Linked DNA regions of Homo sapiens: region 1 is linked to region 2. Evidence: chromatin loops called from intact Hi-C (ENCODE). Cell type or tissue: gastrocnemius medialis. All regions are shown on one strand. Links, peaks and the distances in the headings refer to the core of each region. The heading gives the core; the rest is flanking DNA. Region 1 overlaps SDK2 (sidekick cell adhesion molecule 2). Region 2 has its middle 67 kb from the start of SDK2.

Evidence for each region. Peaks named below come from ENCODE experiments on the same cell type or tissue, not always from the same donor. Only the 100,000 strongest peaks of a DNase experiment are listed, where the experiment ranks them.
Region 1: a loop joins it to region 2, with 8 times the contacts of the local background. A loop is called at or near these places in 21 of 110 quality-filtered maps.

The regions. Positions count from the first base shown.
Region 1 is chr17:73,592,009-73,602,931 of GRCh38, reverse strand. All of the region lies in intron 1 of SDK2 (sidekick cell adhesion molecule 2), which reads left to right. Among named protein-coding and RNA genes, the nearest start is that of SDK2, 47 kb to the left of the region's middle. RefSeq lists an enhancer at 7,237-7,782. In gastrocnemius medialis, for the core only: a CTCF peak has its summit at 7,204; no DNase peak of the experiment used is centred there.
Region 2 is chr17:73,705,061-73,718,118 of GRCh38, reverse strand. No RefSeq gene overlaps it. Among named protein-coding and RNA genes, the nearest start is that of SDK2, 67 kb to the right of the region's middle. In gastrocnemius medialis, for the core only: a CTCF peak has its summit at 7,775 (motif pointing right); a DNase peak (open chromatin) is centred at 7,820; H3K27me3 peaks cover 2,060 bases.

The sequences.
Region 1 (10,923 bases), core at 2,502-10,501, 110 kb after region 2:
TCAATATGGTAAAACCCTGTCTTTACTAAAATACAAAAATTAGCCAGGCGTGGTGGCAGGCCCTGTAATTTCAGCTACTTGGGAAGCTGAGGCACGACAATCACTTGGACCTGGGAGGTGGAGCTTGCAGTGAGCCGAGATCACGCCACTGCACTCCAGCCTGAGTGACACAGTGAGACTCCATCTCAACAACAACAACAACAACAAAATAGCGCCAGGGTTGAGAAACCCTGCTTTAAATCAACATTCTCACTTAAGGACAGTGCCCAGACCCGAACATAGATTTCCTTGTGTGGGTTTCTTGGGATTTAAGAGACTGAGAATGGGAAAAATGTCATCCAACTTTATTTCTATCTGGCATCAAAAAAGGAGGATTCTGCAAAGGAACTTCATTAAAAAAAAAAAAAAGAACTTAGACTTTTTTTTTCTTCCATCCATGTATTCATTTATTAGTGTCTGCCAGGCAGCCGGCACTCTGCTAAGAATGAGAGAATCCTGGATACTGAGTCAGAGATGGTGCACTGTTGCCAAGGCCCTGTTACAGGTCTGTGTGTGCAGCTGAGGATGCCATGGAGGAAGAGGCTCCCCGTCCTTGCTCTGCCCAGGCCTCGCAGCCCTCGCTTTCTTCCTAACAAAGTGGCTGAGGCATGCAGGCCTGGGCTCCTTCTCAGTCTCTGGGCCTCACAGAGGATTCATGGAGTGGGAGTGGGGATCTCAACTCCAGCCTCAGTTGTGTCACTGCCTTGTTTTTGTGACCTTGGAGTGAAGCACTCCAACTTCTGGGCCTCAGTTTCCCAAACGTGGCCAACTCACCTACCTACCTGTATTGGTTTCCTGTGGCTGCCGCAACGAAGCACTACAAACTGGGTTGTTTAAAACACAGTTCTGGGCTGGGCGCGGCGGCTCACGCCTGTAATCCCAGCACTTTGGGAGGCCAAGGCAGGCGGATCACCTGAGGTGAGGAGTTCGAGACCAGCCTGGCCAACATGGCAAAATCCCATCTCTACTAAAGATACAAAAATTAGCCGGGCATGGTGCTGGGTGCCTGTAATCCCAGCTACTCGGGAGCCTGAGGCAGGAGAATCACTTGAACCCAGGAGGCGGAGGCTGCAACGAGCCAAAATGGCGCCACTGCACTCCAGCCTGGGCGAAAAAGCAGGACTCTGTCTCAAAAAAGAAAAAAAAAAACAGTTCTGGAGTCTGGATGTCCAAAATCAAGGTGTCGTCGGCAGGGTTGGTTCCTTCTGGAGACTCCAAGGAGAGCTTGTCCCGGGACCGTCTCCTAGCTCTGGGCGCTACTGGTGATTCTCCACATGCCTTAGCCGAGAGATGCCTCACTCCAGTCTCTGCCTCCGTTGTCCCTCGGCCCTATCCCTATGTCTCTGTGCTTCATCCCGTCTTTTCTCTGTGCGTGTACCTGTGTCTAAATTTCCCTCTTCACAGGACAGCATATTGGACTAGAGTTCACCGTAATTCAGAACATATGCAACAACCTTCTTTCCAAATTAGGCCACATCGTGAGGTTCTGGGTGGACATGAATTTGGGGGGACACTATTCCACCCAGCATGCCACCTCAAAGGGTCCATGTGCTTAAACTTAGATCATTCGTAAGGCCAGGCGCGGTGGCTCACACCTGTAATCCCAGCACTTTGGGAGGCCGAGGCGGGTGGATCACCTGAGGTCAGGAGTTCGAGACCAGCCTGGCCAATATGGTGAAACCCCGTCTTTACTAAAAATACAAAAATTAGCTGGGCGTGGTGGTGCATGCCTGTATTCCCAGCTACTCGGGAGGCTGAGACAGGAGAATTGTTTGAACCTGGGAGGCGGAGGTTGCAGTGAGCTGAGATCATGCCACTGCACTCCAGCCCGGGCAACAGAGTGAGATGCCATCTCAAAAAAAAAAAAAAATTTTTTTTTAAATAATAAAATGAAAAGATCATTCATAAAGGCACCAAAGGCCCTGAGGCCTCTCTTGGGTGGGTTTCTGTGCACAGAGTCCTGCCCCCCAGACTCTGGTATCCTGCCTCCTGTTCCCTGGTGGGCCCAGACCAGCCGGAGCAGAGATTGGAATGCAGAGGAGTGAGCAGCTCTGGATTAGTCCGTCTGAGCTGCTCCAAGGACAGGGAAAGGGTATCCGGTGGGGAGTGGAGATAGGATGGACCAGGCACTGGGGAGGGGACTGTTTGTTTTCACAACAATAAATGCCTCTTGATGGGCTGTGGTTTGCACAGGGACTTGATGCCAGATCAAGTTGTCCGCATCGACTGGATGGCCACAACACCCTGTCGCAGAGCAGGAGAGGAGCTGGCAGGGGCTCTTGTCGGCCTCTCCCCACACTGTCTGCTGGCACCATCGGAGTCACTTGGGGAGCTAGGGGCTGAGTGACCAGAGCAGGTGAGGCTCTGCCCCAGAGAAGCCCTGGGTGTCCCCCTAGGTGGGACAGCTCTGATCCTGGGACCAAGGATTGCTGTCGCCCTCTCCACACCCCGCCTCCCCCAGGGGAGGCAGAAGCCAGGGAGGCCTGTTGGGAAGGCGTCCCGTTTTTAATGAACAAATTACTGCCCTTGTTAGCAGCACGAACAGGGCTTTGGGAGGATCAAGAGAGCCAGAGCTTGGGAAACAGCCACCAATTTAATGAAGAGAATGAATTCCAGATGTGGCCTCTGGCCCAGCACACGGCTGCCATCCATGGGCTCCTGGAGGGAAACCCAGTGCTGCTGGATGGGACCGAGGAAGTGGCGGGAGCTGCAATGGCCAGGGAAGGGTGAGGGTCTGCCCCGGGCTCAGGCCACCTGGGACCAGGTCCCCTCCTGTCCAGCACAAGGACCCCTTTCCCCAGGAAAGTCAGGGATCTCCATGTGCTTGTGGTTGTTTATTTAGCAACCACTGTTTGAGAAAACATAGTGACGAGGGGCTGCTACGGGTTCAGTATCACTTTTAAATGGACGTCTAGCGTATTAATCACAACAGCAGTCACATACTTTGACAAATAACCGTAGGTGTGTGAGACAGAGTGACTGTGTTGGCAGACAGGACTTGGCACCTACCTTCACTGAAGGACCCCCCATCACAGCTGAGGAGCCTGGGCCCCTGTGTCAGAGACCACTGGCTGAGCTCCCTGCAAGTGGGGAACAGGTTGGGCCTGGCAAGGACTGTGGCACAGCCTCTGCTTTTAGCCTGAGTCTCAGGATGGAGAGGAATGGCTTAGGGTGGTGGAATGGATTTTGAGCTATGCTTGAAGTGAGAGAAAAAAGAAACTGGCTTAATGTGTGTTCCCCTCCCTCCCTCCTTCTTCATCCTTTCCTCTTCCCCCTTTCCTCCCTCCTTCCTTGCTCCCTCTCTCCTCCTCTTTTCCCTCTCCCCTTTATTTTTATTTATTTAATTTAATTTTTTTTTTTGAGATGGAACCTCACTGTCATCCAGGCTGGAGTGCAGTGCCGCTATCTCAGCTCACTGCAGCCTCCGCCTCCTGGGTTCAAGTGATTCTCCTGCCTCAGCCTCCTGAGGAGTAACTGGGATTACAGGTGCCCACCACCACGCCAGGCTAATTTTTGTATTTTTGGTAGAGATGGGGTTTCGCCATGTTGGCCAGGCTGGTCTTGAACTCCTGACCTCAAGTGATCCACCCCCTTCGGCCTCCCAAAGTGCTGGGATTACAGGCGTGAGCCACCGTGCCCAGCACCTTCTCTCCTTTCTTTTCTCACTCCCTCCTACCTACCTACCTTCCTCCTTCTGTACGAATGTACTAAGCACTACAAGAGACACATCAGTGGGCCAGGCCCATTGCACAGGACACAACAATGAAAAATATCCAGCCTCAGCCTTCTGGAAGCTCGGAGACTTCAGTTGGAAAAACAAGAAAAGGGGTAACTCTTTCTAGGGGGATGCTACATTTTCCACTCGCTCCTTACCCGGAAAAGTCCGTTTTCTTCAGCACTCTCATCTATTGGGGATCTGTCTAAAATTTTACTTAAAGAAAGGGTTCCACTACTTGAAGAAAAATCGAAGCAAGCCGGCGCTTGGTGCCTGATCCATTCATTTTATTGTGTAAATGGAAACGGAAAGCAGGAGAGGTGCTGTGACTTACACGAGGCCTTCGAGCTCACAGGTGCCAGGCCCTGGCCAGACCACGTCTTCTCAGCACCTGTCCAGTGCCTCTCCCACCTTCCCCTGCTGGAGGGGACATAGGTATACAGCTAGGGGTGGTCCCTGGAGGGGGATGGGCTGCTCCCGGTGGGACTATTTTTAACCTCTGTAAAGAAAAAGGCCAGCGATCCACGTCGTGCCCGCTGCCTCACACTTACTGGGCAGCTTCCTCTCCTGGAGGGTCATTTACTGACAGTGATGGGTTTCAGGTGGGCCTAGTTTAGCAGGTGGTTTCTATAAAGAGCAGAGCTGCATCCCCAGGGAACGAGAGCCGGGCAGAGGGGAAGCCAGGGGAGACAGGCACTGTCCGTGTTATGGATTTTATCGAGTCATAAACAAGGCTGGAGAATAAACAAAACTGGCTGATGCATGGGGCTGCCTCGGCCAGCTGGCTGTCAGGGAGGCCTGTGCCATCTGAGCTGCCCTGCATGAGCCCGCACAGGTGCCGTCGGCCAATGACCCAGCGACCTGAGCCAGGAGGACAGGGGGTTAGCGTCTAGGAACTCACGCCCCACACCGAGTCTCCCAAACCCAGCAAACTGCCTGTGGGTCCGGCCTACTCCTGTCACCTGTATATGCTTAGATGGCTCCAAAGTCATGGCAGTGGTGAATGGTGGGAGGGTGGCTGTTAACTGGGGTTGGGGCACGGGATCCTAGCACCCTCCCCCTGGGGAGATGGGATGGAAAAGTTCTAGGTTTGGGGCACCTGAGAACAACTCGGACACCAGCTGGCTATGTAACCTCAGAATAGTGACCCAAACCCTCTGAGCGTCACTCTTCCCATCTGTAGAAGTAGAAAGGGAATATTTCACCTTGTAGGGGTATCATAAAAATGAAATAGGCCAGGCGCGGTGGCTCAGGCCTGTAATCCCAGCACTTTGGGAGGCTGAGGTGGGCGGATCACGAGGTCAGGAGATCGAAACCATCCTGGCTGACACAGTGAAACCCCATCTCTACTAAAAATACAAAAAATTACCCGGGCGTGGTGGCGGGTGCCTGTAGTCTCAGCTACTTGGGAGGCTGAGGCAGGAGAATGGCGTGAACCCGGGAGGCGGAGCTTGCAGTGAGCTGAGATCGTGCCACTGCACTCCAGCCTGGGCGACAGAGCGAGACTCTGTCTCAAAAAAAAAAAAAAGAAAAGAAAATAGTCCAGAAGCACACAGTGAAAACTCCTATGAATACATATTTATAAGGATAGCGGTGGGCTGGGGGCAGGATCGGCAGAAGCCTGTCGTTCCATGAGCCCTGAGAGACAGGACGGTAATGTCCATAGTTCTGTTGATTGTGTGTCTCCCACGAGCCCAGGAACTATTCCAGACAGATACGTCCACATCGCAGAGTTCTATAAGCAAAGTATCACAGGAGAGGCCCCTGCTTTATAGAACTGAGATCACAGAAGTTAAATAATTTGCCTATGGTCAGAGGGTCATACCTGGCAGGGCTGAGACTTGGTCACAGGTTTCTTGTGCCCAGCTTCCAGAAATCTGATTGCATCCTCTCATCTTCCACCCAGGGCAGCTCCCCGTCTTGTGTCAGTAGTGGGGTGCTGGGTAGCCAGCACCAGGGAGAGTCTCCACCCTTCAAGGCCCCGGTGAGGTGAAGGAGAATGAAAATATCCAAAACCCATCAGGAGAATACGTGTTAAAGGACAAGAGAAAGACAGATGAGCTTGGGAACATCTTGGCTCTTGACAGGCACTCCCACAGGGATGATTCAGATGAGGTGAGTCCAGGTGCACTGGCCCGGTCCCTGGGCATGGAGCAGGTTCAGACTGAAGTGAGGAGACGATTCCTAGGGCGCCGGACTCCCGACCAGAGTCCCCAGAATGGAAATGGCCGGGGTTCTGCCTGCGCATCCTGGACTAGGGGTGGAGGGAGCAAGCGGGCAACTCCGAAGACAAGGTTAGCACCTCCCATTCCAAGCCAGCTTCATCTCCCTCTTTTGCTCAGACACCGCCAGCCATGGCAGGGAGCTATCCCCAGGGACTTGTCATCTGGAGGCCATGGAGGGAGGATGAGAGCTGGAGAGGCCACAAGATCAGAGTGGAGCTGGGAGGGTCGGGGAGGCTGGAACCAGCCACCCTGTCCTGTGTCCCCTGTTTCTGCTCCTCCTCATCTCCCTTCTGGGGGTGGGGGGAACATCAGAGACCACTGGGAAGGGGGTTGGCTGTGGGTTCCGGGGACATGTCACTGCGGGAAACAGATACATCATGAGCCAGCGCCCCCTTTCAGAGGCTGGGACGCTGGGACAGGGAGGCCAGAGAGAATGCAGAATATGTATATGCAGAAATATATTGAGAAGTAAAATGCACTGATAGGAGTTTTCGTACATTCACACAAACCCATTATGCAGATGAGGAAACTGAGGGTCGCAGAGGTTGACTGGAGCTCCGGCCAATGTTCATACCGTGTCATGCCCCTCTCCAGGGAGGGGAGGAGGCTTCCTCCAGGTCCCCAGTTGGAGTGGGGACCCAGGTGTGTTGACACCTTGCCCTGATCACTGCCCCATATGCCAGGCTGCCTTCTCTCATAGAGGTCGCCACTGCCTCCCCACTCACCCTGCGGGTCCCTCTCCACTACCCCTGCCGCCCCAGATTGCCCAGTGGCTCTGTCCCAAAGCTGCCCAGGACCCAGGTCTCCAGGCTACCACCACCTGCAGCTGGGACTCCCTGTGTGTGCATCCCTGCCCAGGACAGCCCAAACGTGTTGGGGCAGGCACAGGGGGTAGGTGAGGGCCGTCTGCCTGGGACATAAGACTGGGAGTGCCGAGGCCTCACTGTATCCCCCTAAGGCCAAGACCTCTGACTTCTGCAATCCTATGTGTCAAGGGCTTCTCCATCAGGCCGCCTAAGCCATGTCTGCCACACTCTCGGGCTGCTTGATGGCTGCTTCTAGGCAGCAGGGAGCCCCACAGGATGGAGCCTGTCCTCCCAGCTCCCCTGGCCCCTCTCAGCCCCCCTGGCTGCCTCCAAGCCTTCTAGGGAGGATAGGCCCTTGCCAGGGCCTGCCGGTGAGGAGTGGATGCCAGCCTTGAACTGACACTGCCCCCACCAGGCCCCCCTCCAAACTGCATGCTGGTTCCCAGTGGGTCAGCGGCTACTCCCCGCACCCCAGCTTCCTGCCTGCCCTGGGGCTGTGGTGAACAGCTGGGGCCATCTGGGCCTGGCCTGGGCCCCAGGCTGCCTTTCTGGTGACTCCATACCTCCCTAGGAGGGAGCCTGTGCCACTGGCCAGTCCAAGCGAGGAGGAGACAGCGTTTCCTCTGATGACCCGAGGCTGGGTCCCCTCCAGGGCCCAGACTCATGGCTGTGTGGGAGGCTGGTGCTGTGTGGGATCTCTTGGAAGCACAAGGGCCTCCTTCCCAGGCCCTGGCACACACCAATATTGTGCCCAGACATCCTTGGGACACCCCCTCAATCTGGAGCCATAGGGCAAGAGAGTCTCACCACAAACGGCATTCATTACCTGTGGCCACCCCGACTCTATTTCTCTGTCTCTCCGACACAGGGCCACGCTCTCCCCCAGGCCTGCCTCTCCCCATCTCTCAGACCTCCCTTTCCTCCCTCCTCCTCCTCCTCCTCCTCACCTTCACCCACACTCGAATTCTCACTGACACCCCTTCTGTGGCTCATGGCTTCACTTATTCAGCAAGTGCCCACCCAATGCCCACTTATTTCAGGCACCGTGCTAGGAGCTGTGGGTACAGAGGTAGAAACAACAGAAACAGGCCGAAGTCTTTTCTCGTGGTGATGGCGTTCTGATTGAGGAGGTGATCCACAGAGCAGAGGGTGACAAGGGCTGGGGGAGTGAAGCAGGCAGGTAGTGAGGCCTGTTGTATGTGTGTGTGCACGTGTGCTGTGTGCAGGTGTGTGCTGTGTGTATTTGTATATGTGCAGGTGTGTGCTATGTATGTGCTGTGTGTATTTGCATGTGTGCATGTGTGTGCTATGTGTGCATTTGTATGTGTGTCTGTGTGCTGTGTGTATTTGTGTGTGGATATGTGCTGTATATTTGTGTGTGTGCATATGTGCTAAGTGTATTTGTGTGCATCTGTGCTGCATGTATTTGTATTTGTGCATGTATTTGTGTGCATATGTGTGCTATGTATTACATGTATGTGTGCATATGTGTGCTATGGGTGTATTTCTGTGTGTTCTGTGTGTATTTGTATGTGTTGTGTGTGTGTGTGTTCATTGTCCCATCATGAGGCAGGCAGGGAGTCTTGCAGGAGCAAGCACATTGCTGGGACTCCAGCTTGCTTCTGTGATATCTAATATATTCTCTCTCTCTCTCTCCCCCTCCCTCTCTTCCCATCTCCTCATCCCCACCACCAACACTTTCCAGGGGAGCAACCAAGTTCTTGCCTCTAGGGTCTTAGGGAGCAGCACTGGGGGAGGGAAGGGCATCTTTATACTCAGGAGAAGGGCTTGAGACCATCTGATCTGGAGCAGTCTGAGGACATGAGACTCAGGCCCTCAGCTGCTGCCCGGGGGAAGGCCAGCACCCCAGCCTGAGGGGGTCAAGGGTCGAGGGAGCTGTCCAGTGGCTGACCTTCCCCTACAGCCCACGAATCCCCATCAATGCCGCCTTCCCGCTGTCCAACACTCAGCCTCAGAGGCTGGCCAGAGTGAACCACCTGCTGGCTCCCAGACGTTGGGAGGCCTGACATGACCAGGTTTGGGGAAACAGTTTTTGAGTTGGAAACGATATTAGATAAAGCTGGATTGGAATTCCAGACATATTTATTGCTGTGGGTTGTGGGGCCATTTTCTTAACCTCCAAGCCTCTGTTTTCCCTTCTGTTACATGGGGAGGTTGAAACCTACCTTGTAAATTCCCTGTGGGGATTAAAGGAGATAATGCAACCAAATTGTCCAACACAGACTCGGCCACATGGCCAGTGCTCAAAGAAGGACGGACAGTGAGATATGGCCAAGGAGGGTAAGTGAGGAGCCAGGGACAAAAGAAGAAGAGGGCTGAGGAAGCAGGGTCCCCTCAGCCCTGCCGCCCAGGCCCCTGTGTTATTTAATAGCCACTTTCAGCTGGTGTCTCCTGGAAGCCTTCTGCCTAATCCAGTTAACACCTTCCGTGATCCGATTACTGCATGTCAGAAACCCCAAATCTGATCAGTAAACATGTGAGTGGCACACTTTGGGGGGGCACTGCAGAGAAGGGGTTCAGCTTGAGGTACCATCTGCTCCTTCCCTGGGGGGCTCTGGCCCTTCCAAGCTAGGTGTTCTGCCTCTGGGTCTATTGTCCTGGGCCACTCCTGGTCCCTTAGAGGCAAATGTTGTCCAGGTTACCCCAGGGCCCAGAGCGCATGCCTCATGGTCTCTGGGGGAAGCCCCCCACACCCCATCTCTGTTCCTTTGGGTGGGGGTTTCCTGCACAATGAGGAGGAAGGATGCTCTTGTGGCCAGGATAGGGAGTGGGTGCTGAGGCTCCTTCATTCTCTGCTCCCCACAAACGTTTTGGGCCTCACAGTAGCCCAGCAACTTGAATTACAGAGGTGTCTGGGCCCCCAGGAGTAACTCTGGATCCAGGGATGACAGAAGGACCACAGAGCCCCACATCCACACTGAACACAGCCCCCCAGTGGCACAGACGTAGGCAGAGGGTGGGGTGGGGTACCCAGCCTGTCGAGGGAAGACCTGCAGCAGGAGCTGGGGTGGGGAGGAGGAGGAGGGACGGCATTTGCGCGGTAAGCTTAGAAACAATCCCCCCCACCCAACCCTCCCTGGGCCTCGAATGGGGAATGAGCTGGCTGGACCGGCTGAACTCCAAGTGTACGTCCCACACCACTCTGGGGTGATCCTGTGACACCGGCGAGCTACGGACACCCCCATGCGCTGCAAACACAGCATTACCGGGGTGAGCTGAGGTTAAACCCTGAAATATGCTTGGGAGACGGGCATGTGGCCAGGCCATGTGTCTGTGACTCTTTGATTCCGTAGATTCCCCAAAGCTCTTGGTGTCACGCACGGTGGTTACAATAGGCTCTCCCTGGACCTCCGTTCCTGTCCTCCTTCCGGAAATGGGGAGCCGCCAGGGTGTGCCTGACTGTTCCGTCTTCCCGTCATCTGAGCATCCTCAGCCAGCCACCAAGGTCCCTGTCCTCGCGCTTCCCCGGCCCTCTCTTCCTGTCTTCATGCCCCAGGCTTGACTCAGGGTGACAGCTCCTGGTGTGCCCCGGTTAGACTCCAGACAGTCACATTTCTGGAAGCCAGCTAACCAGGCCAGGAGGTGGTGGGGACAGATGGCTGGAGGTGCTGCCGGGGGCATGGGGAAGAAGTCGTCCCCACCTCCATGTGGTTGGCCTGCTTAAAAAATAAAAAGCTGGAGACTCTTTCCCTCCCACACTCCCTCTTTGGCTGGGTTCTGACTCCATTTTGGTCATTTTAATTTTTATTAGTCCAGTAAAATCTGCTCTTACACATTTCTGATCATACAGGTGTAACCCTGCTGGCAGGTGCAATGCAGCCACACGGAGCCAGCCTCTAATTTCGGCATGATGGGGGCCGAGAGGCCTAGATCTTTCCAAGAAGTGTACAGTGCCAGGCCCACGGAGGCATGGCTGTGGCCTGCAGCCCATGATGCTTTCTTCCAGTTGTGGATTTACCTTCCTTTTTCTGTGGTGCAAGGGCTACTGGTAGACAGGCTGCAGTTCCCTGCATTCATCGTTATTGACAGATGAAGTCCGGAAGCCTGGGATCAGCATGAGGTTTTTAAGCTGAAGGGGACCGCAGAGATCAACTCCCCCCTCATGTGGGTGAGAAAC
Region 2 (13,058 bases), core at 2,813-10,812:
TAGCTGAAACCTCCTATAACCAGCAGGGACAACTACCACCCAAAGATGGTAGGATTAGATGATCCATCGGAAAGACAATCCCTGCCCAGGCTAATGGGAGAGGCAGATGCCCACATAAGAGATGCATGTGGATACGTCCAACAGCCACATCACAACACATGCATAGCTGTAGGCAGCAGCTCAGAACCAGCAGGTGACAGGCAGGCCAGAGCCATCCAGTAAGGCTCCCTGAGCCCTGGCAGGTCCAATCCAGGCAGAGCCCTAACTCTGTTCAATTGCAATCTGTGTTTATGGGCCCATAATCAAATGGAAACTGAAAGTTTCTCATGAGAATCATCTGTCAAAATTGCGTGGTGTCCAGGCCCAGCGCTGGGAGGCTGGGTTGTAAATTCTAAGCTCCGCTCCAGCTCTGCTCCATCTCTAGGGACATATGGGTCATTTTTCAACCCAGCCTCAATCCGAGGAACTCGATCTTCGATCAAACACTATGTCTAACAGGCTGGGTATTTGGGATACTGAATGTCCCCTGTGGGATCGGTGGGGGGAGGGGGGAGGTGGGAAAAGTGATCACGGGAGGAGAGTCCATGAGCCAAGCTCACCTATCCTACAAGCTGAGCTGCTTGCATAGCCACCTGCCTCCTGGACCCCACCTGGCAGCTGCCCTTCCCTGAGCAGACACCTCCAGGCTCCCACCACAGCCCGTGGCAACTACAGAACGCTGGACCAAAGGACCTGTAACAGAACCACCTCTTTTAAAAACCTGGTTTTCCTAATTACAAAGGAGCTCAATGTAGTAAAAGTGGAAAACCAAAAAGCACAAGAAAAAGAAAAATTGCTCATAATTCTCTACCCTGGAGGAAACCTCTTTAACATTTTTGCTGCAGAGATTTCTAGCCTTCTTTCCCTCTCCTCCCAGTCCTTTTTCTTTATAAACACACGTACCATTGTACATACTATTTTCTAGCCTGCTTTCCCTATCATTCATGCCCCCCTCCCCTGATACTAGTCCATTATGACCATTCTGCCACGTCACTATCTTTCTTACAGCACGGTTTTTAATAGCCACATTCATTTTCTTGGTCAGTCCCTTTTATTGAATAATTAGTTGGTTTCCGTTTCTCCGATAGCATAGAAGATTCTGAGAAGAACATATTGTACATAGATCTTTGTACAAATCGGAGTCTTTCCTTAAGATAAATTCGTAGGAGTAAAATTGTGCAGGCGGTCAAAGAATCTGTACACTTTAAAAAGTCATTTGATACTTTCTACACTGTCTCTCACTGTGTTTTCATGTCTTTAGAAATAGCCAACTATGAGCCAGGCGTGGTGGCTCACGCCTGTAATCCTAGCATTTTGGGAGGCCAAGGTGGTCGGATCACTTGAGGTCAGGAGTTTGAGACCAGCCTGGACAACATGGTGAAGCCCCGTCTCTACTAAAAATACAAAAAAATAGGGCCGGGCGCAGTGGCTCATGCCTGTAATCCCAGCACTTTGGGAAGCTGAGGTGGGCAGATCACTTAAGGCCAGGAGTTCGAGACCAGCCTGGCCAACATAGTGAAACTCTGTCTCAAAAGAAAAGAAAAGAAAAGAAAAGAAAAGAAAAGAAAAGGAATAGCCAACTATTGGGGGGATAATCTTAACTGGTAACCACCTTTGAGTAATAGCAGAGTAAGGAAACTTTGTATCTGCCACTAACAGGACCAGACGGTTCCTCTCTCTGCTTCCACTGGTTCATAGTTCCGCTTCCCCAGAGTCACAGTTCATCTCCTCTGGCTACAGCTCTGGAGACATGGTATGGTTTAGAGTAGAGGTTCCTCTTAGAAAATCAACTCTGAGCCCCCAAACTCCTTCTGACAGTGTTGGGTCTTTAGAATTTATTTAAAAGGTAACACGGTACCTGCTCTTGGTTTGTGAAGACTTTCACCTGAACATGGTTACTTAATTGGGTGACCTGGTGTGGGGAGTGGTCTGATGGAGTATGAAGGTAGGGAAGACGAGTCAGCTGGCTTAGCGGGGGAAGAACAGCAACGTAACAGCAATTAGAAGGGTTAAGAAGAGCAATTAGATGAGAAAGGTTTTGAATTGCCTGGGACCAGAGGGAATGGAGAAATGTCTTTTCCGTTGCTGAGCTCTGTGAAAGCTTGCATGCACACGTGGGCAATGACAGCTTAGAGTCAACCCGGGTGGCCCATTTAAATGCACCTAAAGAGTCACGAGGCGCAGGGAGGCAGAACAAGGCCCATTGCTATTTATCATCCATTCCTTGTACGAACTCACAGAGACAACCTCTGAGCCTCCCACGCAGAATGTTCCCTTGAAGAAAACACATCAGGGCACCCAGGGGCAGGGTCAACCTTTGGGAAAATTGTAAATAGAGACAAAATTGTCTTTGGGGGTCCTTCCGCCTCCCTGGCAGTGGCTTTCTTCCCTCCTGGTCTCCCCACCCTCCAGAAGTACACCACCAATTACCTGCTGCTGCTCTCAACAGACAGCTGGCAAGGCGAGAAGAACACGGGCTTTCGGCCGGAGGGATCTGCATCTTACCTCACTGTGCAATCTGGGGAAATTACTAAACCTTTCTGATCTTGTTTTTGCATCTGTACAATGGGGGGAAATGCTGGCTTGATTTCTTCTTGTTGTGAAGTGAGATGGCTAATATATTCAAAAGTACCAGGCCAGGCGCAGTGGCTCACTCCTGTAATCCCAGCACTCTGGGAGGCGGAGGCAGTCAGATCACTTGAGATCAGGAGTTCGAGATCAGCTTGGCCAACATGGTGAAACCGTGTCTCTACTAAAAATACAAAAAAATTAGCCGGGCGTGGTGGCACATGCCTGTAATTCCAGCTGAGGCATGAGAATCGCTTGAACCTGGGAGGCGGAGGTTGCAGTGAGCTGAGATCATGCCACTGCACTCCGCCCTGGGTGACAAAGTGAGACTCTGTCTTAAATAAAATAAAATTGTTCAAAAGTACCCAGCACACAATTTGCACATAATGGACACTTATTGAATATAATTTACCACATTTTCCATCTCGACATCCAGGGCTACCATTCCCAGGAGGGCTACAACTCTGTGCTATGACCCTGGCTCCAGCCTGTATGCTCTGATCCCTTTGGAAGGGACAAGATCAGCTACATGACGCTAAATGTTGGTGATGCTTCAGGCATTGAAGTAAATAATGATGGATGTAACTACAAAATTGTTCTTGACAACATTGTTTCTAATACCTGAGAACCAGATGCAATCCAAATAGCAAACACAAGATGAAATAAAATATAAAACATCCATATAATAAAACACCATCAATATAAATTTTGGTCAATCTGTGAGGTTAAAAAAATGATAATCCAATTGTTGGTATCCATTTGCATTTCTTTAATCTTTTTGTTGGCTGTCTTTCTTTCAGTGTTGACTGCTTACCCACATTGTAGGTATGTCTTTATATTTAGTTATTTTAATTTTTTTCTTATGCGTTATCTAAATGCATCATAAGTTAATAAATTGGCTTCTTGTCTGTGATTGGTGCTACAAATATGACTTCCCATTTACTCCTTGTCTTTCGACCTCAATAGTCTTTTGTCTTGATTTTACCCACACTGATGCTTTCGTTTTTCTGAACTAGATTGATCAGTCTTTTCCTGTGTGGCTCCTGGTTTTCGTTTCCCACTTTGGAAACTGGTTTCCAACTCCAACATTGTAAATATATTTACCCAAATGTCTTCCGTAACTTTTATTGCTTCATTTTTTTCTTTAGTATGTTAATCCTTGACCCATCGGGGATATATTTGGGTATAAGGAGTTAGGTAAGGATACTGCTTTATTATTTTTTTTCAAAGGGTTGGCCAGTTATTCTGACACTATTTACTGAATAATCCCCCTTTTAGACAAACCATTTCAATAAATCCTTTCATGAGGGGGGTCACAGAACCCTTTGAGAATCTGATGAAAGCTACAGATCCTCTCCCCAGGAAAAAATATGTGTCTATAGCACACACTAAATTTCACAAACAATTTCAGCAGGGCATGTGGACCTTCCGGGGCACATCCGTTGACTCCCAAGAGGTCTGTAATCTCCAGTTAAGCACCCTCTCCTTTATATGGAAGAAACAGTTCTTAAATAGTGGGATTCAGCCTCCAACACAGGTCAGTGAGAACTCATTTTGTAGTGGAAAACGTGCTAAAAATAGTCCCACAACCTCCTCAAGGCAGAAAACTCCAGCCTACCATTAGGGCTGTGGGATACCTCAGACTTCCACCATCTTATGTCCTGGGAGCTTAAAACCTTCCACTCACCATTCTGCTGGCCCAGTGCATCCAACAGACAGCACGTTAACCTTTCTCTAGAGTGCAAGTAGCCCTCATTGAACAACTTGCTCCTGAACGAATGGGGCAGGTACAGGTACGTTGCTTCATGTGACTCAGTTCGCTGCCATCATAGTTCGCTGCAGCCTCGAACTCCTGGACTCAAGCAATCCTCCCTCCTCCGTTTCCCAAAGCACTGAGATTACAGTCGTGAGCCACCATGCCCTCCCAGCAGCCAATTTCAGACTCCGTTTTCCACCCCAGATTTGCCTACTCCTTCTGAGATCTGATCTTTTGGGTTGTGTATGTCCATTCTCACACCTTCACCCTCAATTCCTTCCCGTGCATTGAAAGCCAGCGCTGGCCTTTGGGCTTTCTGACCCTTTGAGAAATAAAGGTTTGAGCTGAGCTGGCCCCCTTGCACCCTCTTGACTTCTGACTCGGAAGCAGCAGCAGCTGTGACCCGGCCACAGAGCTCGTCTGGACAAGCCTTCCCTCTGCTGGGATCCCCCGGCGCTACCCCATTCCTCTGGCTCCGAGGATTCTCTGAATCAGAAATTCTTGGCAGGTACCCAGCAACGTGGGTTTTTACAGGTACCTCAGGGAGGGCCAGCTATGTCCTTTGTGGGGATCAGGGCAAAATGAAAATGTGGAGCCCCTTATTCAAAAAATATTAAGAATCTCAGGATGGCAACAGCAGACTACTAAACCCTTCTGAGTGCGGGGTCTTTCTGAGTGCAGGCGTCTTTCTGAGTGTGGGATCTGAGTGTGGGGTTCTTTCTGAGTATGGGGGTCTCTCTGAGTGTGAGGGTCTTTCTGAGTGGGGGGTCTTTCTGAGTGCGGGGGTCTTTCTGAGTGTGGGGATCTTTCTGAGTGTGGGGGTCTTTCTGAGTGCGGGATCTGAGTGTGGGGGTCTTTCTGAGTATGAGGGTCTTTCTGAGTTTGAGGGTATGTCTGAGTGTGGGGGTCTTTCTGAGTGTGAGGGCCTTTCTGAGTGTGGGGGTCTTTCTGAGTGTGGGGGTCTTTCTGAGTGCGGGTCTTTCTGTGTTTGGGTGGGACCTGTGAGACTGTGCACGTTGCCCTTGCTGACACTGATGAGAACTCGAGTTTTAGAATCGCTGTTGCAGCCAACGCTGACACTCACTGACCCAGGCATTTCTCACCTGGCTCCAGGAATGGTTCTGGGCCTTGGCAGGTTCATCTTCTCACTGCTCCAGACCCCTTGTGCACAGGCTGCCCATCACGGGGACCTGAGTGATCTCTGGAAGTCTCTTCTCCTGGCACTCCCTTCCCGGTTCTTGCCCTGTTCAGGCATGCATTAACACTCTAGTTAGTGCCTCTGTGGCTAACTATGAGTGCCTTGTTCTGGCATCAGCTGGATAAAATAAAATCTCACATCCTTATTTTTGTGGGGATAAAAGTTTCTCATTTACACACACACACACTCACACACACACTCTCTCTCTCACACATAAACACACACGGTTTTCCCATGTGATCCTCAGCTCCTCCGGCCCCCACATGTGCACGCACACACAAACACATACATTCAAAGAGGACCCTGCCTCGGTTTTGACCTGGCCTGACCAGGATGACAGCTTGGCATGCAGCAGCCCCTCTACTTGTCCCGGGAGAATCGAGCCCTGGAAGGCTGGCGGGAGCCAGGACCTGAGGCTGGAGGCTGAACCTCTCCTGGTTTCTCCACAAGCTTCTCCTGTCAGATGCCCAGATGTGACATCTGTTCCCAGCCCAGAGGCCTCTGCTGCCCCTGACAGCCCACTGCACCTGCGCTCAGTTTGAAATGTGAGTCTGTCAGACAACATCCACTCAGAGGAGGAGAAAGGCAGTGTCCTGTTGGGGTGCGCCATCCAGGCAGCCTCTGCCCCTGCCCTCTATGCTCTGAAATCCATCTCATGTCACCAACATTAATTTAGCAGCTACTAAGCTCCAGTCACTGTGCAGGGCACTCGGGGTCATGAGTTATTAAAACCTAGTCCCTGCTCCTGAGATACAGAGAGCTGTCGCAGTGACACATTGCAACCAGTTCATGCCAGTTTGTACCAGCTCATGGGAGCCTATGGCTAAATTTTCAGGAATACTACAAGCCCATCATCAAAGCATCATTAGTTTAAAATTATCATCCTTGGAATATTTACACCATGGAAATTGGCAAATGCCCCAAATCAAGCCCTTTTGTGGAGGACCACTGCAGCTGTGTGAGGCTGGGTGAGTGACCTATCCTCTCCAAGACCTCCTTTTAGTATATCCTTAAACAGGTTAACAATTGCACCTCCTTCACTGACTACTGTGAGGCTGAAATGAGATCATCCACAGCACGCTCACCATTCAGTGCCTGGCAGACAGAAAGTGCCCAACAATTCATAGCTGCTGTCATTTTTAGAATGTAATGATGTTATTATGCAAATAAGTAAGTACCACAGTGCGCTTGGTATAGCTACAGTGTTAGAGGCGCATAGATGAGGAAGTGGTTAACTCTGCATGGCGATCAGGGCAGCAGTCCAGGAAGGCCTTGAACCAAGCCCTGAAGAACAAGTTGAATGTGCCCGAGTAGACCAGGTAGACCAGATGGGCCAGGAAAGGAGAGGTTGTCCAAGAAGAAGGAATGGTGTGTGCAAAGGCGGGGAGGCATGGGGGGCTTGCGGAGCAGTCTGAAATGACCGGCCTACAGGGCTAGCAAGGGAGTCGTAATGAGCACCTACTGTCAGGCCCTTTGGAAACCATGATATCAACGGGTCTTCTCCATAAAGCCCTATACCCTGCCCGCTTTGCAGGGAGCACATCTAAGCTGGGAGGGGCTACATGCTTTGTTTGCTTTGCTTTGCTTTGCTTTGCTTTGCTTTGCTTTGCTTTGCTTTGTAGGGGAGCACACCCAAGCTGGGAGGGGCTACCGTCTTTGACCACAGAGCAGGTCAGCAGCTGAGAAGAGCTGAGCCTGACTCTGTTCTGTCCGACTCTAGGACAGAACAGGGAGAGGACTCTGTTTCACACCAGCCTCCAGGATGGCCCACCTCTCCAAAGGCGGTGGAAACTATCTCCAGGAATCCCTGGCTGACAGAGCTCGAGGAGGGGTGGCTGCTGACCTCCGGCACCCCAAGCCTCCCAGTACCAGGAGCATTGGCCACTCCCAAGATTCTCAGATGCATGTCCCATTGTCCCTGAGGCTTCCACAGCTGGTCCTCACTACCCCATTCCCTTCTAGCCCTTTCCAGATGAGAGTGGCCAGGGTTCATGGTCATGCTCACATCCTCCCTGGACACACACTTTTATTCTGCCTCCCTCTGATGGCTGGCATAGGATGACACAGCCACTTAGGGAATAACTGAAGAGACGAGTCATAATAGATATTCTCATTAGTCCATTCTTCCCCGCCAAGGCCTCCCTGGCCGTTCACCTCTCCGCCTGTCTTCCCTTGCTAGCAAATTTATGTCATTCCTCCATTGGCCAGAAGGGGTCACTGCTTCCATATGCCCCTAAACTTCCCGGGTAACAGGCTCCTCTCCGCCCCACTTCCAGCGGTGCAGCCGGCCGTGCTCCACACCCCACCCACCAAAGCCTGTGTCACCTTCAGAGAGACTCGCTGCTGAGTTCCAGCAAGCGAGGATGACGGACAAGCCTGCGTGCCAGCAATGCTCTCATCGTGTAAGCCAACCAACTGCCCTTTGCTGGGCAGCGGTCAAGGTCTGCAGATGGAGCTTGGCCATTGTTACAGCTATTTAAAATCATGTTTAAATAATATGATGTGATCATCTCTAATGCCATCTTGATCACCACTTAACACAGGCGGGGGAGATGAGGCAAGCTCAGCCTCTTTCATACACCTTTGATGTTCTAAGGAGAGCCAAAACCAAGACAGGTTGGAATCAGCTTCTTTTCTTCTGCTGGAGGCCAGGTCTGGGTCAGGGTGTGTAAATTACCAGCAAGCAGTCAACAGTCCCCACTCCTGTGCCTGTTGAAGGCATAACTCATGGAACCCAGTTCTCTCCCCCGGGAGGCCAGGGGCAGACCCACATCTGGAGTCTGCATGAACACAGAACTTCTGGAGTCATTGCTGTTTAGTCATGCTAGAATTTAAAATGTCTAGATTAGCCTTTCTGGACTGAAAAAATCATGGAAAAGTGGTTCTCAAATCATGAATCTGGGCCTAAAGCATGGGGCAAGTACATCCTAGTCTGTGCAGAACACACTGAGAGCTATTGAGGTATTGGAGTTACCTGTGTAATGCCACGCTAAATCACATCCCATTTTATATGAGATTCAGGTATTGACGATAGGATGATAAGTGCCAAAAGACTCTACAAAAATGTGGAAAACAACAGAATAATCAAAGAAATTATATGTACTAATGTATTCTATCTGCAAATTGAGGAAAGACAGTCATTATCCCATTAACCTGTAGAACAGACTCCTCGGTTCAGCGTATAGAACGCAAGTCAGTTCAGAGCAGAAACTAGGAACTACAGCATCAGAGAAACAGCCTGGAATTTGAAGTCAGGAGATAGGATTCTGGTCCAAGTCCTGATAGGAATAACACATGACCTTGGACAAGATGCTTAATGTCTGCGCCTCAGTTTCCTCAACTGTAAAACAGGGACCATAATGTCTACTCTGCTTGGCTACTATGAAAATTAGGAGCAACAACAGAAGCAAACATGCTAAGTCCTGAATCCCTGCTTCTTGGACCTGGCTGAGATCGGGAAGTAGTAATCCTGAGCTGAAGCAGAGAAGATGTGTCATCTCCCAGTGCAAATGAGAAAACCCAGTGGGTACCAAGGCTGACCAGGACACTGGTACTGTCCATTTTCTCCAGAGGGAAGTTGGGGCTATTCAGAGAGAGTCCCATCCATCTCCCATCTTTGCACTTCTTTGTATTTTTCTTCCTCCACTCTTTCGGTTCCCTCCTCCATCCTCTAAAGACAGAAGAGTCTCCAGTTAGTATCAGGTCAGTATATGCTCATCTGGGCAAGTGGGAGCCAGGACATGTACCTGGGCTGGGATCTGGAACAATGGTGGAGTGCACAGCAGAGGGAAAGGGCTTGCCCATGGCTACATAGCACAGAACTGATGGGGACCAAAAGGACACTTTTCCAGGAGCAAAGCTAGAGTTGAGAACGAAATAGCAAGTCAGATGATGTTTCAGTCTGAGGAGACAGGCAGAGAACCTGGTGAAAGGCATGGGCTGGGCTAGCAGCCAGTGCTGGTGAGAAGCAGAGGGCAGGCTCAGATAGGTGGGTGGGGAGAGCTGAATGCAGGGGAAGCCCTCCAGGAATGGTGTAGCAACCCAGGGTTCCAGGTATGAACAGTAATGGATGGGAGCAGGTACCAGAATATTGGCGAGAGCAGATGCATAAGAGGACAGCTTAGGCAGAAAGGCGTGGACAACCCCAGTACCTGCAAGGAGGGACCTAGGGAAACCATGACTCCAGTTCCCTCTCCTCTTGCTTTCTGATCTCCAGTCATGCCTTCCACTGGTCTACCCCAACTGAAACCAGAAGGCAAAGCAGCCCCTTGAACATCTCTATGAAAGTCAGCTGGCCAGGCGTGGTGGCTCACGCCTGTAATCCCAGCACTTTGGGAGGCCAACGTGGGTGGATTACCTGAGGTCAGGAGTTCGAGACCAGCTGACCAACATGATGAAACCCCATCTATACTAAAAATACAAAAAAATTAGCCAGCGTGGTGGCGGGCACCTATAACCCCAGCCACTCGGGAGGCTGAGGCAGGAGAATCGCTTGAACCTGGGAGGTGGAGGTTGTGGTGAGCTGAGATGGCACCACTCCATCCTGGGTGACAGAGCGAGACTCCATTTCCAAAAAGAAAGAAAGAAAGAAAATCAGCCCCTTGGAGCACAGAGAGAGGTGGAGAGGAGGGTGAAAGGAGATCTGGGGAAGTAGCCTGAACACCAGCACTGCCAGGAACTGGGGGAATGCCAAGAGACAGCAAGCAGGTTTGGGGGCACTGGAGGTGAGGATCCAAGAGAATCACAAATGCCCAGAAAATAGAAAAAGAAAGCTTTGTCGAGAGGTAGAAGGAGCCTATGAACAACACATTTCCAGCTTCCCTTACGATGAGGGAGACACAGAGCATATGCACCACCTTGGGCCACTGGCATGTGAGGAGAAACTTTTCAGGGCTTCTGTAATAGATTTTACTACCAGATACAATGAAATGTGGGGACGGAATGGCCATTGGATATGGCTGTGTGCAGTCAAGATGTTTGGAGCAATGGCAACCCTTTTGCAACCATGAGGAAACCAGTGTCACACTGAGAACGGCAGAGCTTTATAAAGATGAAAGAATCTGAGTCTATGATAAAATCACTGGATCATTACATCAGCTCTGGAACCACCTTGACTCCAGGCTTGTTAGGGGAGAAAATAAATATCCTTGTCATTTAGGCTACGGGCAACTGGCTCTTCTGAAATGCAGTTCCAAGTATCTTGGCTTAAATGGATGATCCCAGGACCCAGCAGAATGCCTGACTCATAGTAGACGTTCAATAAATACATATTGATGAATTAACAAAGTAATGATTGGATGGATCCGTAACATGTGAGTGAACACCAGGTGTCATGGAACCCTTTCTCTCCACCTCTGCTGATAGAGAGCTCGGAGAAACCTCATCTTCCTGGGGGAGGAGAAGGTTGGCGGCTCCTGAGCGCCTTTGAGGACGAGCACAGGAAGGCCACGCTGCTACACACACACAGATGACTCATAAAGACGTATTTTTACCCCCTTCAAATGGTGATGTTCCTGTAATAAAGAATTTAATAACCCGCTGTGCCTGTGCGGAGAGAAAACTCATTTGTTTAATAGGCAGCAGTTGGGCTTTGTCATGTTCATTTAGTTTTTAATGACACACAGTTGTGCCAATATTGATTTTAGCTTATAAGGACTCAAAAAATTTACTGTCTAGATGGATCCAAGATGCAACCATTTTATTTTGCCTGCGTTGAAGGCACACAGTCCCCAGCCCTGGCCGGAGAGGGGCTCGGGAGCGCAGGTGGAGAACTGAGAACTCTTTGCCATCTCCGTCCCTCCTTTCTGCTTCCTCCCTGCCTTGCCTCTTGCCCTCATCAGATGGGAGTGAGGCGGCTGCTGTGGGAGGTGATGTGTTTTTCGTCTTGGAAAGCAGAACAGGACTGTATCAAGGAAACGAGAATTAATTTTCTGGGCACATTTTCAGCAATGAGTGTGTGTGTGTGTGTGTGCACGCCTGTGTGCCCACTCAATAGCAAGCCCAAAGCATGCATCCCAGAACAGGAACGGGGCCCTGCCGGTTATTCCGAGTGACTTCAAATACCATTTGGATCCACTGGGCTGGAGCACCCCTCCTTCACATTACTTGCGATTTTGTTTTGGTTTTTATTTTTAACTAGGGAAGGTATACGAACAGCAAAAGGGATTACCGAGACGAGCCGAACCTACTCTCTGTTTTCTAAACAGTCAATTTGAGCATAAATTCATAGAGCAGGCCCTTGGTATTTCTGGGTTTGACATTTGTCATCTTAACTGTGTGTAGTTTCAATTATTCAAGAACAGCACTGAAGAATTGACTGGAATAATAATAGTCAACATTTATTCAGCGCATACTAGGTGCCAGGTGAATATGATATGCCCAACTTACAGGAATTACCTCGTTTCATCTCTGCATCACACCTTGAAGGTAGGTAAGTGACTATTTTAATCTTCAGTTTAAAGGAAAGTTCTGCTTGGAGAGGTAAAATAACTGGTCCAAGGTCCCAGGGAGAGTAAATGACCCCAAACCTGTGAGCATCATTGGTTTCTGCATTTTCAATCGTGCGGAGTTCATGTCTTAAGGGAATGCTGGAGACTGGTGTCTGGAGTGCATCCCTTTCCTGGTGAGTCAGCTTTGCTGACGAGGCACTGTCTGCATCTGGGGATGAGTGCGTGCCAGGCAGGGACTTAGCTCCATGTCCAGGCCATGGTCACGTGTGTAACATTTATTTCTCCGCTACAGTTTGACACAGGCAGACTTTCCCCAGGGAGCCAGGGGACATTTGCTCAGTGGCTGCCTTTCCTAACCCAGTGTTGCCATTAAAATAAGGCTGGCATTAGGGGGAAAAGACACAGCTCTGTAGACAGCACATTATGATAACGATTCATATTAAATCTAATCTCATGTCATTGGCCCATTTAATCTATTTATGTAAGTTTTAGCGAGTGCTTTGTTCGTGATGGGAAAGTCATTGAGGATTGATTCTTTGATTCATGGGATTTGAAAGGACCTATAAATCATCCATACAAGTCCAGTTCCCGGAGAGGTGAAATGACCCACCCAAGGTCGTGCAATTCAATTTGAAGTTGTAGCCTTTCCTAGGAAAGCAAGGCGCTGGGACCCTCAGCAGGAAAGCTGCCCCCGCCAGAACCTTGGTCCTATTGGGTATTGGTTTTCACCTACACCGTTTCCCCTTCGAGTGCCATTTCCAGGCGAGTGCTCCCAGGCTCATTAACCAGAGCCCCTGACACCCACAACTACTGCTTCCATTGCTCTTCTTACAAATGCCCAGATCCTCAGCATGGCATGCAAGCGTGACCCTGCAGGGTCTGGGCCCCATGTCTCTCTCTGGCCTCTCCTTGTTCCCCACTCTGCAACTTCTCTGGCCTTCTTTCAGCATCTCCTTCCTGCCCCAGGACCTTTGCTCGTGCCAGAATACTCTTCCTCTCACCTCCTGTGAAATTCCTGTTTTTCCTTCAGATCTCAATCATCACCCCT